2 separate regions of the Homo sapiens genome follow, and region 1 is linked to region 2. The links are chromatin loops, found by intact Hi-C in ENCODE. Cell type or tissue: sigmoid colon. All regions are shown on one strand. Each heading gives the region's core, and the rest is flanking DNA. Links, peaks and the distances in the headings are about the cores only. Region 1 has its middle 15 kb from the start of AMMECR1L. Region 2 overlaps SAP130 (Sin3A associated protein 130).

The links. A loop is a pair of places that touch in the nucleus more often than their neighbours do. Peaks named below come from ENCODE experiments on the same cell type or tissue, not always from the same donor. Only the 100,000 strongest peaks of a DNase experiment are listed, where the experiment ranks them.
Region 1: it touches region 2 in a loop (3-fold over the local background); 8 of 110 quality-filtered maps call a loop at or near these places.

The regions. Positions count from the first base shown.
Region 1 is chr2:127,896,599-127,905,827 of GRCh38, reverse strand. No RefSeq gene overlaps it. Among named protein-coding and RNA genes, the nearest start is that of AMMECR1L, 15 kb to the right of the region's middle. RefSeq lists an enhancer at 1-22. In sigmoid colon, for the core only: no CTCF peak of the experiment used is centred there; a DNase peak (open chromatin) is centred at 3,927.
Region 2 is chr2:127,949,118-127,958,346 of GRCh38, reverse strand. It overlaps SAP130 (Sin3A associated protein 130), which reads left to right. Exons shown (of 21, transcript NM_001330301.2): 16 at 3,003-3,361; 17 at 7,939-8,187; 18 at 8,353-8,478. Among named protein-coding and RNA genes, the nearest start is that of AMMECR1L, 68 kb to the right of the region's middle. In sigmoid colon, for the core only: no CTCF peak of the experiment used is centred there; a DNase peak (open chromatin) is centred at 4,866; H3K27ac peaks cover 435 bases.

The sequences.
Region 1 (9,229 bases), core at 417-8,416, 52 kb after region 2:
TCAGCCTCCCAAAGTGCTGGGATTACAGGTTTGAGTCACCGCGCCTGGCCGGCAAATTGTGTTTTATACAATGTTATGTCTCATAGGGTTTGTCCTATCATGGGACCACCCTGGTGTCATTTTTTCTAGCGGAAGTGCCTGAGCCTCACTCAGTGGGTCTGGTTATGCTTGTTGTTCTTGACGGACCTGCCTCCCCACCCAAATTCACATGTGGCATTCCCAGCCCTAGTACCCCACTGTGTGATTGTATTTGGAGACGGGGCTTTAAAGAGATAAGTAAGGTAAAATGAGATCATGTGAGCGGGTAGTCCAGTGTAGCTGGTGGCCTTGTAAGCAGGGGCGATTAGGACACAGACACCACACAGATCCAAGGGTGACTGTGTGAGGAACAGCAAGAAGGTGCCAGCTGCAAACCGAGGGCAGAGGCCTCGGGAAAAACCGACCTGCCGAGACCTTTCTCTTTTACTTCCAGTTTCAGCACAGTGAAAAAAATAAATTTCTGCTGGTTAAACCACAGTAGCAAATGAATACACCTGTCAGATCCAACATCAGTGTTTTCCTGTCAGCTTGCCTAATATTTGCCAGATGCTGTGAGCCCAGCACTGGGTGCCTATGAACACCAGCTCAGCTTGGGTTCGGGAGCGCTGCCCTCCCACGGGGCCATGAGTTGGATCACATCTCTCACGTTCCCCTGTTTTACCTCCGCTTTCACTGGGCTTTTTTGGTTTTACTTTTTTTCACTGTCCGTAGACAGCTACTCCCTCCAATTAGTTGGACTACTCCACAATTTGCTTCTTTTTTTCTTTTTTTTGAGACAGAGTCTCACTCTGTCACCCAGGCTAGAGTGCAGCAGTGCAATCTTGGCTCACTGCAACCTCCGCCTCCCGGGTTCAAGCGATTCTCCTGCCTCAGCCTCCCGAGTAGCTGGGATTACAGGCACACACTACCAGCCCGGCTAATTTTTGTATTTTTTTTAGAGATGGGGTTTCACCATGTTGTCCAGGCTGGTCTTGAACTCCTGACCTCAGGTGATCCGCCTGCCTCAGCCTCCCAAAGTGCTGGGATTACAGGCGCGGGCCACCGAGCCCGGCCCCCACAATTTATTTCTAAGTGAAAGGAGCAAGTGGGGATTGTTGCCATCACCTGCCCTTGGCTTGTGCATGCACTGTCACATCCCCTGCCTCCAACTTAACTCCAGAGTCCGGAGCCCAGAGCACCCTGCTTCTCCTTCCAGAGTGCTGCAGGCTCTGGGCTCTTCTCATTCTGGCAGGAAGACAGGTTCTCATACAGGCACAGCATTTCTTCCTAGAGCACTTCCTTTTGTTTTTAGAGACAGGGTCTCACTCTCTTACCCAGTCTGGAGTGCAGTGGCACAATCATAGCTCACTGTAGCCTCGGACTCCTGGGCTCAAGCAATCCTCCCGAGTAGCTGGGACTATAGGCGCACACCACCACGCCTGGCTAATTTTTAAATTTTTTTGGAGAGATGAGGTCTTATTATTTTTCCCAGGCTGGTCTTGAACTTCTGGTCTCAAGTGATCCTCCTGCCTTGGCCTCCCAAAGTGCTGGGATTGCGGATGTGAGCCGTCATGCCTGGCAGAGCACTTCTTTTAACTTCTTTCTTTTTAAACTATTATAAATGTATGCCCATTATAGGAATTGAGAGGACAAATAAGTCTCTTAAAACCTTATGCAGGGATAAACACTAGTAATATCTTATCATCACTCATAGCAATAGAGCTGCTATTACTTGTTATGTGTGCAGCCAACACTGTTGTGATGTTCTGTCTCCATTACCATCTGTACCCATTTTTCAGGTGCGAATACTGAGACTTATTGTGGGGAACTGACTTGCCCCAAGTCATACAACTAATAAAATTGCAGAGATGGGACTTTGATCTTGGGTCTCCACAAAGCCCTTGTTTGTGGCCATTATTCTGTTTCCTTCTGTCTCTTTAAAATATGTAAATGGCCGGGCATGGTGGCTCACACCTGTAATCCCAGCACTTTGGGAGGCCAAGGCAGCCCGAGTGCTTGAGCCCAGGAGTTCAAGACCAGCCTGGGCAACATAGTGAAACCCCATCTTTACAAAAAATTTAAAAAATAGCCAGGTGTGGTGGCGCATGCCTGTGGTCCCAGCTACTCGAGAGGCTGAGATGGGAGGATCACTTGAACCTGGGAGGCAGAGGTTGCAGTGAGCCAAGATTGGCCACTTCAGCCTGGGAGACACAGCCAGATCCTGTCTTTAAAAAAATAAATAAATAAAAATAAAGTGTATATATGCCTTTTTTCTTTTCTTTTCTTTTCTTTTTTTTTTTTTGAGAAAGTCTTGCTCTGTCACCCAGGCTGGAATGCAGTGGCGTGATCTTGGCTCACTGCAACCTCCACCTCCCAGGTTCAAGCGATTCTCCTACCTCAGCCTCTCAAGTAGCTGGGATTACAGGCGCCGGCCACCACACACAGCTAATTTTTGTATTATTAGTAGAGACGGGGTTTCACCACGTTGGCCAGGCTGCTCTTGAACTCCTGACCTCAGGTGATCCGTCCGCCTCGGCCTCCCAAAGTACTGGGATTACAGGTGTGGGCCACCGTGCCCAGCCATATATGCCTTTTTTTATAGTTGTGATAAAACTGTACATAAATTTTTTTATTCTTTCTTGACTGAAACTTACATCAAAGACACAGTTTTCCATATCATGGAATGAGTCTTTCCAGCATAATTTTTGATGGCTGAATAAAGTGATGGAGGGAACACTTGTAATATCCTTGAGGGTTTTTTATTATGTTTTTTTCTTTGGGGCTTTATTCCTCTCTCTTTTGTTAGCTGACTCCTTTTCGGTTAAGGGGAAGCTCAGCCACATAGTTTTTCTTGAACTTGAGAGATTGTTTTGGGTGTATTCTGGGGTTCCCTTCTCATCCGGTAATAGCCAAGCCAACTTGAGAAATGGCTGGCAGGCAGAGTGGGGTGCACGCCGGGTGGCATCCTGTGCTGATGTGCCAGTGTCCACCCCAGGGGCTTTCAGAGTGACACGTGTGTCATTCCTCACTATGCCAGGACATCGGGCACCAGGCAAGTCTGCCCCAGCCACAAGCCATAGGAACCATTTCTCAGGAGCCCCCAGGTGCCAGAGAGCCAGAAGCCGCACCCTTCTCCTTCCTCCACTCAGGAGGCCTGACTGTTTTTTTTTTTGAGACATAGTCTCAGTATGTCGCCCAGGCTGGAGTGCAGTGGCGCGATCTCGGCTCAGTGCAACCTCCGACTCCTGGGTTCAAGCGATTCTCCTGCCTCAGCCTCCCAAATAGCTGGGATTACAGGCACCCACCACCACACCTAGCTAATTTTTGTATTTTTAGTAGAGACGGGGTTTCACTATGTTGGCCAGGCTGGTCTTGAACTCCTAACCTTGTGATCCACCCGCCTTGGCCTCCCAAAGTGCTGGGATTGCAGGTGTGAGCCACTGCGCCCGGCCTACTGTTGGGTATTCATATTTGGAGTCCACAGAAGATTTTTTTTGAAAAGAGGATTTTGCTGCTCAGGAGTTAAAAACCCTAAATTTTTTTTATTATTATACTTTAAGTTCTAGGGTACATGTGCACAACGTGCAGGTTTGTTACATATGTATACATGTGCCATGTTGGTGTGCTGCACCCATTAACTCATCGTTTACATTAGGTATATCTCCTAATGCTATCCCTCCCCCCTACCCCCACCCCACGACAGGCCCTGGTGTGTGATGTTCCCCACCCTGTGTCCAAGTGTTCTCATGTTCAATTCCCACCTATGAGTGAGAACATGCGGTGTTTGGTTAAATACCCTAAATTTAATCCAATTCCTTTATTCTACAAATGAGGAGACTGAGACCAGAGCTGGAAAGAGTCTTATTTGAAGGCAAAGCAGCAAAGCTCGGGCACAAATCCAGGCCTCCTGACGTGAAGGCCAGAGCTGTCTGTGCCAGAGCTGAAATTTCCCAGGAGTTCTAGAAGCAAGGCTTCCAGAGAGTGACTAGCATCGGCAGGCCCTGAGGATATGTTCTAAATAGAGCACTGGGGAAATTAAATGGGAGTGCAGAATTGGAGAGTCACAAGTCTAGAATGAGGGTCTCTTCTCCGTAGCGAACAGTGGCCATTTTCATTTCCAAAGCTGTCTTGGCCATCCTGGGCTGCTTTAACAAAATCCTGCAGACTGAATGGTCAAGCAACAGGCATTCGTTTCTTGCAGTTCTGGGGGCCAGCAATCCAAGATCAGGGCACTGGCCAACTTGGCTCTGCTGAGGACCCTCTTCCTGGCTTGCTGGCAGCAGCCTTCTCCCTGTGTCGTCACAGGGCAGGACTGGGGTGGGGATATCTCCCTTCCTCTTCTTTTTTTTTTTTTTTTTTTAGGTGGAATCTCACTTTGTTGCCTAGGCTAGGCTGGAGTGCAGTGGTTCAACCTCGGCTCACTGTAACCTCCGCCTCCCCGGTTCAAGCGATTCTCCTGCCTCAGCCTCCCAAGTAGCTGGGATTACAGATGCAAGCCACCATGCCTGGCTAATTTTGTATTTTTAGTAGAGACAGGGTTTTGCCATATTGGCCAGGCTGGTCTTGAACTCCTGACCTCGTGATCCACCCACCTTGACCTCCCAAAGTGCTGGTATTACAGGCATGAGCCACTGCACCCGGCCACTCCTTCCTCTTCTTATAAGGCTACAATCCTGTCAGATTAGAGCTCCACCCTGATGGCCTCATTTAACCTTAATTACCTCCTGAAGATCCTACCTCCAGATACAGTTGCACTAGGGTCTAGGGCTTTAACCGACAGATTGTGTGGTGCTGGGAGACACAATTCAGTCCATAACAGCAGCTCATGCTTCTCAAACCTTGGTGGCTTTAGAATCCCCTGGACAGGCCGGGCGCGGTGGCTCACACCTGTAATTCCAGCACTTTGGAAGGCCAAGGCAGGTGGATCGCTTGAGCCCAGGAGCTCAAGACCAGCCTGGGTGACATAGTGAGACCCTGTGTCTATATAAAATTATGTGTGTGTGTATATATATATATATATATATATATATATATACATAATATGTTTTTGCCATGCGCGGTGGCTCAAGTCTGTAATCCCAGCACTTTGGGAGGCCAAGGCGAGCAGATCACCTGAGGTTGGGAGTTCAAGACCAGCCTGGCCAACAAGTTGAAATCCCGTCTCTACTAAAAATACAAAAAAATTAGCCAGGCATGGTGGCATGTGCCTGTAATCCCAGCTATTCAGGAGGCTGAGGCAGGAGAATTGCTCGAACCCGGGAGGCGGAGGTTGCAGTGAGCCAAGATCATGCCACTGCACTCCAGCCTGGGCAACAGAGCAAAGCTCCATCTCAAAAAAAAAAAAAAAAAGGAAAGAATAATGATTACACATTGTTTTGAGCTCATGATCCTTGGCCGCAAGGATTAATAGTAGGGTGGCACCAGCCCAAGGTTACACAGGCAGTTGCTGCCTAGATGTCCCTGCAGAAGTATCTTTTGTGCAAGATCGCAACAGTCTTTGTGCAATGCTGTGGTTTTTGCAGTCTTTTTTCTTAAAAAAAAAAAAAAAATACAGATGAGGTCTCACCATGTTGGCCAGGCTGGTCTCATACTCTAGGCTTCAAGTGGTCCTCCCACCTTGGCTTCCCAAAGTGCTGGGATTACAGGCGTGAGCCACCACGCCCAGGCTTGCAGAGTCTTTCGTGATAGTTTTTGTTATCAGGCAGACAAGCTTGAACCCTCTCTTCATAGCCTTCTCTGATTCTATGTGTCAGGGTTTTCCAAAACACAGGTGACTTCATTTTTATCCTGACAACTTTCACAAAACTAAAATCGGTATTAATAAAAGAAAACATAATGTATCAATTTTTATAACCTTCTTTAAAAAAGCCTTTTGATTGATGACCAGGTGTGGTGGCTCACGCCTATAATCCCAGCACTTTGGGAGGCCGAGGCAGGCAGATCATCTGAGGTCAAGAGTTTGACACCAGCCTGGCCAACATGGTGAAATCTCATCTCTACTAAAAATACAAAAATTAGCCAGGCGTGGTGGCAGACGCCTATAGTCCCAGTTACTCTGGAGGCTGAGGCAGGAGAATCACTTGAACCCAGGAGGCAGAGGTTGCAGTGAGCCAAGATCATGCCACTGTGCTCCAGCCTGGGCAACAGAGCAAGACTCCATCTCAAAAAGCCTTTTGAATCAATGCATGAATGAACAAGCAGATGCTCAAACACATCTTCAATCTTGCCTCTTTTCCTGTAATAAAAGAATTCAAGGGGGGTATTTATTTATCTATTTATTTTGAAGCAGGGTCTCGCTTTGCCTCCCAAGCTGGAGTGCAGTGGTGCAATCATGGTTCACTGCAGCCTGGAAGTCCCAGACTCAAGCAAATCTCCCACCTCAGCATCCCCTGGTAGCTGAGACTACAGGTGCACACCACCACACCTAAATTTTCTGTAGAGATAAGGTCTCCCTATATGGCCTATGCTGGTCTCAAACTCCTGGGCTCAAGCTATCCTCCTGCCTAGGCCTCCGAAAGTGCTGGAATTACTGGGCTGTGCCGCACGCAGCACTAGCCAGGGTATTTATTTTTTTAGAATCGCTTCTTTTACAATTATGTGATAAGGTATTTAATTAGGATATCTCGGGACAGTTCCCTCCTCCTGCTAAGGTTCCTGAAATAGCTCAAGAAAAGTGTCCCTTTGTAACAAGAATTTGAGGAGTAACTGTCTGCTAAAGTAGTTGAAGTCTATGGGACTGAAGTATAAAATCCAGTGATATAGCTTGTTATAATACAGTAGTTTTAGGGGTGTCAAGGAGGAAAAACTTTTCCTTTCGTCTTAGGTTCAGTGTCTGTGGGCCTGTGGATTAAAATAACAAAAGGCAGATTAACAGGAGAAAAGGCACATAGTTTTGGTTTTGGGTTTTTGTTTTCTTGTTTGCTTGTTTTTTTGAGACGGAGTCTTACTCTGTTGCCAGGCTGGAGTGCAGTGGTGCGATCTCAGGTCACTGCAAACTCCACCTCCCGGGTTCATGCGATTCCCCTGCCTCAGCCTCCCAAGTAGCTGGGACTACAGGCGTGCGCCACCACACCCAGCTAATTTTTTGTATTTTAGTAGAGATGGGGTTTCACCATCTTGGCCAGGCTGGTCTCGAACTCCTGACCTTAGGTGATCCGCCTGCCTCGGCCTCCCAAAGTGCTGGGATTACAGGCGTGAGCCACTCCGCCCGGCAGCACATAGTTTTTATTATTACGTGTAGGGGAATTAACAGAAGTGAAACTCAAAGACGTGGTTATACTGGAGGCTTTATACCCTTTTAACAGAGGAGAGAGGATTTGGGCTTCAAAGATGATAAACTGTGGGAAAGTGACCAGGAAATAGATTGGGGAAGTTAAGGGCTATTTTAATAAGGTCTGTTTATTTAAACTCATCTTGGTGTTGACTTCCTGCCGTCAATGATAAGAGTTGCTCTGCTCTCCCTGGTACAAAGACGAGGCTGGGTGGCCCCACAATTTATATAGCTGCTCCTACCTGATACCGATGCAAGCTACATTTCTTTTGTTTTTCGCTAAGGTTTTTTGTTTTGTTTTGTTTTTGTTTTTTCACTTTTTATTTTGAAATAATTATGGATTCACTGAAAGTTGCAAAGAAACAGCATTTTCAGTTGGTCCCATGGACCAATCCACTTTCTCCCATTGGTTGTATTTTCCATAACTATATCAAAAGCAGGAAATTGACACTGGCAGAGATAGTGTGTATAGTTCAATGTCATTTCATCACGTAGGTAGATCAGGGTGACCACAACTGTGGTCAAAGATCTCCCTTGAGCAATGCCTTTATAGTCACACCTACACCCTCTTCTCCCTACCATCCCTAATTCCTGGCAACCACTAATCTGGTCTCCAAAAATTTTGTCCTTTCAAGAATGTTATATAAAGGCAATTACACCCTTTAGGTCAAAATGGGCTTTTTCACTCAGCATAATGCCCTTGAGATCCATCCAAGTTGTTGGGTTTATCAAGAGTTTATTCCTTCTTGTTGCTGAGTAGTATTCCATGGTGTGGATGTACTGGCTTGTTTAACAACTCACCTGTTGAAGGACATCTGGGCTCTTTCCAGTTTTCCACTATTGCAAATAAAGCTGCTATGAACAATTATGTAAGGGTTTCTGTGCAGACCTAAGTTTTCATTGCTTTGGGATAAGTGTCCAGAGGTGCAACTACCAGGTCATATTGTAGTATATGTTTAGGTTTTAAGAAAATGTTGGCTGGGCAAGGTGGCTCATGTCTGTAATCCCAGCATTTTGGGAGGCCAGTAGTTTGAGACCAGCCTGGGAAACATAGAGAGGCCTCATCTCTACTAAAAGTTAAAAAAAAAAGCCAGGTGTAGTGGTACACACCTGTAGTCCCACGTACTCGGGAGGCTGAGGCAGGAGGATTGCTTAAGCTCAGGAGTTCAAGGCTGCAGTGAGCTGTGATCAAGTCACTGTACTCCAGCCTAGGGGACAGATTGGGACCCTGTCTCAAAAAAAAAAAAAAGAAAAAAAAGACTGGGTGCAGTGGTTCACGCCTGTAATCCCAGCACTTTAGGAAGCTGAGGCATGCGGATTACCTGAGGTCAGGAGTTCCAGACCAGCCTGGCCAACATGGCGAAACCTCGTCTCTACTAAAAATACAAAAATTAGTCGGGCAAGGTGGCACACGCCTGTAATCCCAGTTACTCGTGAGGTTGAGGTAGAAGAATTGCTTGAACCCAGGAGACTGAGGTTGCAGTGAGCCCACATTGCACCACTGCACTCCTGGGCAACACAGTGAGACTCTGCTTCAAAAAAAAAAAAAACAAAGAAAGAAAGAAAAAGCCAAACAATTTTCCAAAAAGGTCGTACCGTCTTCCATTCCCATCAGCTGTCTATGAAGGATCGTTTCTGCACATCCTTGCCAACATTCAGTATTACCAAGGTTTATTTCAGCTGTTCTGAAAGATGTGTAGTAACATCTTAGTGTGATCTTAATTCGCATTTTGCTAATTACTAGTGATGCAACTTTTCACATGCTTAATTTCCTTCCATATGTCCTCTTCAGTGAAATGTCTCTGCAAGCCTTTTGTCCATTCTCTAATTGGATCACTTGTTTTTTTTACTGTCTTCAGAGTTCTTTATATATTGTAGATATGTGTCCTTTATCAGTATTTTCTCTGTAGCCTGTATTTTTGTCCTCTTTGAGGGACTTTC
Region 2 (9,229 bases), core at 893-8,892:
TGCCTCCTGGGTTCAAGCGATTCTTCTGCCTCAGCCTCCTGAGTAGCTGGGATTACAGGCGCTCGCCACTGCGCCCCACTAATTTTTTGTATCTTTAGTAGAGACAGGGTTTCCCCATGTTGGCCAGGCTGGTCTCGAACTCCTGACCTCGTGATCCTCCTGCTTTGGCCTCCCAAAGTGGTGGGATTACAGGCGTGAGCCACTGTGCCCAGCCTTTTTTTATACTTTAAGTTCTGGGATACATGTGCAGAACATGCAGGTTTGTTACATAGGTATACATGTGCCATGGTGGTTTGTTGTACCAGTTGGTTGGTTTTATATGTGCTGTATACTCAGTGGTCTCTTCAGTCTGAAAACTTGTATTGGTCGGTACAGGGAAATCTTAATGTATTATTTCTTTCATGATTTGTTTTCTGCTACTCAATTTCCATCTCCTCCTTTTTTTGGGGAAACTCTTATTTGTCAGGTGAACTTCTAGAATTGATTTTTTTTATTTTTTCTCTCTTATTTACTGTCTCTCTTCTCTCTTTTTCTTTCTAGATATCTTCAACTTTATCTTAAAGCCTTCTCAATATGAAAATCTGTAAATGTCTGAGAAAATAGAGAAAATAATAGTAATCAAACATATGTAACTTTTAATATTTTGCCATAACTTATCTTTTTTTTTTTTTTAAGAGGCAGGGTCTCGCTCTGTTGTGGCTGGAGTTCAGTGGTGCCATCATAACTCATTGCGGCCTCAACCTCCCAGGCTCAAGCAGTCCTCCTGCTCTTCAGCCTCCAGAGTCGCTAGGACCACAGGCATACACCACCACGCCCAGCTAGTGTTTCTGTTTTTGTAGTTTTGGGGTTTCCCTATGTTAACTAGGCTGGTGTCAAATTCCTGGGCTCAAGCGATCTTCCTGCCATGGCCTCCCAAAGCACTGGGATTATAGGCGTGAGTCACCACGCCTAGCCAGTTCTTTCTTATGCCTATTCAAATATACAGTTCAGACTCTAGTGTTTTTTCTTTTTTTTCCCCTTTCAGCCTTTACACTTTTGTATTCCAGAACTTCTAGTCCCTCTGTTGCCCAGGCTGGAGTGCCAGTGTTACAATTATAGCTCATTGCAACTTCAGACTCCTGGGCACTAGTAATTCTCCTGCCTCAGCCTCCTTAGTAGCTGGAACTACAGGTGTATGCCAGTGCACCTGGCTAATTAAAAAAAATTTTTTAAGAAATGGGGTCTTACTATTTTGCCCAGGCTGGTCTCGATCTCCTGGCCTCAGATGATTCTTCCGCCTCAGCTTCCCAAACTGCTGGGAATTTATAGGCATGAGCCACTGTGCCCAACTCAATATTTTCATTTCTATAGGTTGAAAATCCCAAGTATACAATTTCTCATCTGAGAATATAAGAGTAAAAACCAAAATGTTTTTGTTTTTGTCTTCTCTCACTCAACAACAACACAGAAACTTCTGTGACCTTTGGTTAGTAAGAAGTGGGGAAGGATTTCTCCCCAGCAACCAACCAATCAGTTTTGCAGAAGACACCAGGTGGGTGCCCTCCAATTCAATTATGACACTTGGAGATAGTGTCAGATCTCACAGGTTGAGGGCTCAGTCCCACAAGACTGCACCCAACTTTCTTTTTTTTTTTTTTTTTTTTTATTATACTTTAAGTTCTAGGGTACATGTGCACAATGTGCAGGTTTGTTACATATGTCTACATGCGCCATGTCGGTGTGCTGCACCCATTAACTCATCATTTACATTAGGTAGATCTCCTAATGCTGTCCCTCCCCCTCCCCCCACCCCATGACAGGCCCTGGTGTGTGATGTTCCCCTTCCTGTGTCCAAGTGTTCTCATTATTCAATTCCCACCTATGAGTGAGAACATGCGGAAGACTGCACCCAACTTTCAACGCCAAATGCAAGCCCCAGGTGGTTTTACTTGTTCTTCTGACCAGCTAGTTCCCATGCATAAGTTTGATTAATTTGCTAGAACAGCACACAGAACTCAGGAAAACACTTTACGTACACTAACCTATTTTCATAAAGGCTATTACAGAGGATGCAGATGACCAACCAAATGGAACAGAAGCATAAGGCCTGGGAGAAGGGACATGAAGCTTCCATGGCCTCTCCAGGCACGCCTGCCCTCCAGGAATTTCCACGTGCTAGCTATCCCAGAAGCTCCTGAACCCAGTCTTTTAGAGTTTTTATGGAAATTCCATTTATACAGGAATGGTTGATTAGGCATTGGCCATTAGTAATCAGCTCAACCTCAGTCCCTCTCAATTACAACTGTAGCTAAAGAGAAAGAAAAGAAAAAAAAACAGAAAAATAACAACTCCAAAGACAACATATATATTAAGGAATTCTGGGAGAAAAGATACATTAATATTATGAAAATTGGTTGTGCTATGACGATATGACTTTGAGTTCTTTAAAGTGTTATTTTCTTAGTTAATTTTATTACTGCTTATAAAAACTTGGGAGCAGGACATACAGTATATCTTTAAAACCTGATTTCCATTTAAAATTGCTTTGTTAAACTTTAAAGTCAAGGAATAGAGTATTAGAGCTGGGTGTGGTGGCTCACACCTGTAATCCCATCACTTTGGGAGGCCGAGGCAGGCGGATCACTTGAGTTCAGGAGTTGGAGATCAGCCTGGGCAACATGGTGAAACCCCATCTCCACAAAAAAATACAAAAATTAGCCTGGCATGGTGGCACACACCTGTAGTCTCAGCTACTCGGGAGGATGAGGTGGGAGAATCCCTCGAGCCCAGAAGACAGAGGTTGCGGTGAGCCAAGATCACGCCACTTCACTCCAGCATGGGTAACAGAGTGAGACCCTGTCTCAAAATTTTTTTAAAATTAAAAATTTAAAAAAAGGAAATAGAGTATAAATTGTGCAGTGTGCTGGACAGAAATAATTGGACAAATACTCATCCTCTGAGATGTTGTAGATGAAGGCAGTTTTTTTCTTATTTGCTACATGTGCTTTTCTTTTGTGTTTTAGTGCCAAACCCAAGTCTGAAATCCACGTGTCTATGGCCACTCCGGTCACTGTGTCCATGGAGACTGTATCCAATCAAAATAATGATCAGCCTACCATTGCCGTCCCTCCAACTGCCCAGCAGCCCCCACCGACCATTCCAACTATGATTGCAGCAGCCAGTCCCCCGTCACAACCAGCCGTTGCCCTTTCAACCATTCCTGGAGCGGTCCCCATCACTCCACCCATCACCACCATTGCAGCTGCACCACCTCCATCAGTCACTGTGGGTGGCAGTCTTTCCTCCGTCTTGGGCCCTCCCGTTCCTGAAATTAAAGTGAAAGAAGAAGTAGAACCAATGGATATCATGAGGCCAGTTTCTGGTAAGTCCGTCCATAGAATACTCTCCATTGGCAATTGCCTCTTCCCCTTCCCTAATTCTCCTCCAGCATCCAGATTCTTCTGTAACCCTCAGCCAAGACTCCCTGATAACCCATTTTAGATGTTGCATGTCATTAGTTTTTGATAAGTAGAAGAAAGCAGTAAACTCATTGTGAAAAGTAAAACTACTTTGCTTCCCTTTTGTAATAAAGTTTAATTTCTGGCCAAAATCATGAAAGAGATTAATATTTCCCCATGGATATCCTTCAACATAGTTTCCTTCCATGCCTAGTAGTATTAAGAAAGTAGTATTAAGAAAATACTACTATGTAAAAGGAGGCACAATATGGCTTTAGTACTATTTATTCCAAGTTTCATTGCCTTGTTATACAATCAAGTAAGATTTGTGTTGCTGAAAAACCTATATGTGATTAGTAAAATCTTAAAACAATTCATTTCTCCCTTTACCACTTCATCTTAACTCCAAACTTCCGGTTTGAGAAAGTCAAGTCACTTGAGAGGTTTTCTTTCTTTTTTTTTTTTAATAATTTATGTGGAATTTTGTTTTTCCTACAAAAGTAACATATTCAGTATACAAACTGTGTGAAGTATAAACAAATCCAAAGAAGAAAGCAAGTTATTTGTGCTCTGGTACCCAGTATTACCTGCTATTTCAGTGAGAAGTCCTCCATTTCTTTCTCATGCTGTTTGCCCGATAGAGGTGTGATTGTGCTGTGTCTGTAGTTTTTTTAATCTACTGTTTATTTATTCATCTGTTTATTCTGCCATGAAATCTCTTTCTGTGGGTATATTTACCCTTGGCACTTTCTTCAAAAGATACCATGAGTAATCCAGAAGGGAAAAATGAAGCACCCTCAGTTATGCTACTCACCTGCTCTTTTTCGCTGGTTCCCTTTACCTCTCTGTGCTAGGAAACTGCCTGTAATCCTACCTCAACCTATAGGAGTCTATTCCAGGAATTGTTCTGGGCACTGACGATGCAACTTTGTGTAAGACAAATGCAGCTTTATCCTCTTAGGTCTTACATTCTAGCAAGGGAGACAAAAGCAAAAAGATGACTAAATTATATATGTATGTATGTATGTATATATATGTTTGGGTGATAAGTTCTATGGAGAAACAAAGCAGGGACAAAATATAAGGAAAGCTGTAGCCAGGGCTGGAATGTGTGTAAAGAGTTTTAGGAGAAAGCCTCACTGAGGAAGTGACCATTGAGTAGAGACATTAAAGAAATGAAGTTCCTGGCCATGAGGATATCCGGGGAAAGGGTATTCCAGGCCAGAGAGCAGTAAGTACAAAAATCTTGAGATAGGAGCATGCGTGATGTGCTCAAAATATAGCAAAGAACCAAAGGTCGCTGGAGCTAAGTAATAAGGGGAGTGGCAGGCAGCAGGATCAGATCATGGTAGAACAGGGCCCACAGGCTGTTGTAAAGGTTTTGGCTTTGCTGGGGTTGGCAGGGAGCTGTTGGAGCAGAGCAGGGAGTGTGAGCAGAGCAGTGCCAAGCACTCACTTAGGACTGAAGATAAACACTCTGGCTGCTGGGGAAAGAACAGACTCTGGGAACAGGGATGGAATCGGGGAGACCTGTCAAGCGGCTGTTGCATTAATTGCCAGGAGCAATGAAGGCTCAACCAGGGTAGTAGTAGCGGAAGTGGTGTGAGGTGGTAGGATTCTGTTTATGTTTTTAAGGTAGAGCTAAGAGTGTGTAATGATTGGATGTTGAGTGTGAGAGAACAGTATCTGGGACAATTTCCAAGATTTTTGGCCTTAGCAACTGGAAGCCATAGAGTTGCCATTGGCTGAATTAGGAAAGCCTGCAGGAGGACCATGTTTTGTAGGGAAAGATTAGGAGTTTAGTTTTTGATAGGGTAAGTTTCAGATGTCTGTTAGACATTTCAAATGTAGACATCAAATAAATAGTTGGATCTATGAGGCTGGCTTTTGGAATAGAAAATGAAGTTGCAGATACAAATTTGGGAGTTGTCATTATATATATAAATTGTATTTAAAGTCATGAGCCTGGATGAGTCGTTCACATCACCTAGGGAATGAATGTTGATAAAGACAGAAGCAGTCCATGATCTAGTCTTAGGATGGTGTTGTGCTATCATGAGATGGGGGAGGAAGTAAAGTCCAGCAAAGGAGGCTGAATGGAGGGAACACAGGGTAGGAATATCACTTATAGTATGTGGTGTCCTGGAAGTTGCAAGAACAAAAATATTTCAGAGAGGAGACAATGATCAGGTGGATCACATGCTCTTGAGAGATCAAGGAAGATGAGGTCTGAGCAGTGACCTTTGGATTTGGCAAACAGAAGTCACAGAGGTCTTGAGAAAAGCAGTTTTTCTGTAATGATGGGGTAAAAGCATGACTGGGGGCAAGTTCAGGAGAAAGCCAGGAGAGATAGAGACATTATATATAAACAGCACGTTTGAGGCATTTGTTCTAAAGGAAGAGAAAAAAGGTGTTTGAAGTGACATGATGTCAAGAAGATTTTTTTTTTTTTTTTTTTTAAGATGGAGTTGTGCTCTTTTGCCCAGGCTAGAGTGCAGTGGCGTGATCTTGGCTCACTGCAACCTCTGCCTTCTGGTTTCAAGCAATTCTCCTGCCTCAGCCTCCTGAGTAGCGGGGATTACAAGCACCTGCCACCACACCCAGCCAATTTTTATATTTTTAGTAGAGATGGGGTTTCACCATGTTGGCCAGGCTGGTCTCGAACTCCTGATCTTATGATCTGCCCGCCTCAGCCTCCCAAAGTGCTAGGGTTATGTGAGCCACCACACCTGGCCAAGAAGAAGATTTTTTTAAGATGGGACAAATAAGAGTTTTGTATGTTAATAGGAATGATCCAGTAGAGTGAGAAGAATTGATGATGCAGGAGAAAGTTGTGAATTCCTGGAGCACTGTTTGAGGAGGCGAGAGTGGGTGGGATTTGTGTGTAGCTGAAGAGTTTGGCCTTTGCTGAAAGCATGGAGAGAAGGAGAATATAGGGACACAGTGGAGATGGGGAGATAAGGTGGTGGGACTTGATGAACATGTTCTTGTGATTGCATCTATCTTTTTCAGTAAAATAGAAAGCAAGGCCATCCACTGAGAGTACAGATGGTGGAGGAGGCATCGAGTGTTTGAGGGAGAAGAAGGTGTGAAGTAGTCATCCCAAGAGAGACTGGACTTAACAGATAGGGTTGTCCAAGTGAGGCCAGTCAGCATGGTAGTGTGTCTCCCTCTGGCGACATTCAGTTGCGTAGGTGCAGACTGGTTGGAGAACAGGATTTAACCTCTTGGCCTTTTGCTAAATGAGCACAGTAAAGCAAGAAAAGGAAGGGACAATGAAGGAAGAAAAGGAATACAGTGATTATAGGGTTCAGACCTAGCGATGGGGGAGGATAGACATGAGAGGGATGAGTGACTGCAGGAACATGGTCGGATGAACAGGTTCCTTGTAGGCCTAAGAAGTGCTGGAGGCTGAGTACCGAGGGGAGGAACCTAGAAAGGGAGTTGGATTTACCTAGGGAGTTGGATGCTAGAAATTCAGATTGGGTGTGAGGCAGTTTCTATTTAATGGTGACAGGAAAGTTTAGGGTATGACTGTTGGGAGTGGGCAGCAGAGTGGGTAGAGGAAAATAGGGCAAGTATGTGGTAGAGTGAAAATAAGAGTTAAGGTGAGCCCTTAACATGATTTTTAAATTCCTAGATGTATGATTCATACAAGCTCAAGCAAATGTTTACGTCCTCACAACACATGCTTTTTATCTGGAGGTAGCACACTGCGGTCGGTGAGAGTGCAAGCTCTGAAGCCAGACTGCCTCTGTCAATCCCAGCTTGCCCACTTCATACTTGTGTGACTTGTGCCATATTTTCTCATCTGTGAATTGGAGGATAATAATAATGCCTACTTATTCAGATGATTTTTACGATAATGAGTTAATAGGTTACCTGCTAGGCATTTATGTTTAAAAAGTGTGAAAAATAGTAGCTTAACTCATAAGGTCCTGTTATCTCCTTTGGAGCAAGTCCTGAGGCAAACAGTTCAGGGATGGTGTGTGGACTTCATCAAATTATTAGAAAGCCAGGCTCCTTCCACCTCTTTGCTCCACCACCCCTAGGATTTGACCTTCATGCTCTTAATTCAGGACAGCTGCTGATGCTGCAGCCATCTCGTCTGAGTTCCAGGATCACAGAAAGAAGACAAGGAGATCACACCTGCTCTCTCTCTCCCTCCTGGAAATTTGCTAAAAGTGCTACAAAACACTTCTACTTCCATCTTAGATGACCACACCTGTAATGGAGGCTAGGAAGTACATTCTTTAGCTGAATATCATTGTGTCCTTGTCAAAGGACGTCCTGGACCTAAGGAAGATGAAGATATGGGCTATAAGGGAGGAGTTTGCAGCTTCTGCCACAGAGTGCTTAGCACAGTGCCAGACACATAGGAAGACAATAAATGTTGGTGCTCTGTGCTGTCTTCTTAATCATCTTTGTTGGAAGGAAGGAAGTGAAACTTTCTGTTATCTTTGAGTTCTTACAGATATGTGTGCTCCTTTTCCTATGACAGCAGTTCCTCCACTGGCTACCAACACTGTGTCTCCATCTCTTGCATTGCTGGCAAACAACTTGTCCATGCCTACAAGTGACCTACCACCTGGTGCCTCCCCAAGGAAAAAGCCTCGAAAGCAACAGCATGTGATCTCAACAGAAGAAGGTGACATGATGGAGACAAACAGCACTGATGATGAGAAGTCCACTGCCAAGAGTCTTCTGGTGAAGGCTGAGAAGCGCAAGTCTCCTCCCAAGGAGTATATTGGTAATGGTCACAGGCTGACTTGTGTTATGATGCTTCCCAATAAAGTCAGAGTCCAACCCAGAGGCTCGTTACATAGTCAGCCTCACTCGTACCTCACTTACTGGAAATGAACTTTGAGGATTGTTGACAGTGTTACTAAGTTGTTTAATGTCTTCTCTTTAACAGATGAGGAAGGTGTGAGATATGTCCCAGTGCGTCCAAGACCCCCCATTACTTTGCTTCGTCACTATCGGAACCCCTGGAAAGCTGCTTACCACCACTTTCAGAGGTACAGTGACGTCCGGGTCAAAGGTTAGTTTCCCCAGAAACACTTGATATTAATGCATGAAATTGGTGTAAACTTAATTAAAATAGAAGAGAAAAACAGAACCACAATTTTCCGGTTTCAAAAAAACCATAAGTTTTTGTTACAAAATCTTGAGGCTTTAGTGTTTAAGTATATCCTGTAGAATATAAAACCTAGAAAATTACCCTTTGCCCTAGCAAGCTGTGTGTATTTATTGGAATTGCAGTTTAATGGTTAAGTGACAGCCTTGGTTTTTGTAAAACCCACATGTTAACAGCTCCCAAAGTACTGATAGAGGATACCTGTGGCTTCCAGAGTCATTGTGGAAGAGCTGTACTGGGTTACTGTGTAACACAGTTCTCAGTCCACAGTAGTTCCTAAGATGCTAAAAATACGCATGCATTGTAAGCATTTCTGCCAAAAGATCTTTTGTTTAACAAATATGCAACGCTCTTGGAGTGGTCTAAGGTAAGCCCTCAATGAATGTTCTGTTGTTCTGGTGGAACCTGAGAATAACATTTTAATAAACCCACATATGATTGAAAATGCTGATAGTACTTTGCAAATACCTGCAAATATTTCTACGGATGGACTTTAAGTGCCATTAATCTCAAATATAATATATGTACAAAGAAATGTGAGCCTCTAGATAATTGGTCACATTTCCCATTCTCTTACATAAATCCCATTTGGAAACTGCTCTAAGGGTTTTCTTGAAGGCTCAAGATGAGTCTAACTTGGATGGAGTACTGACTA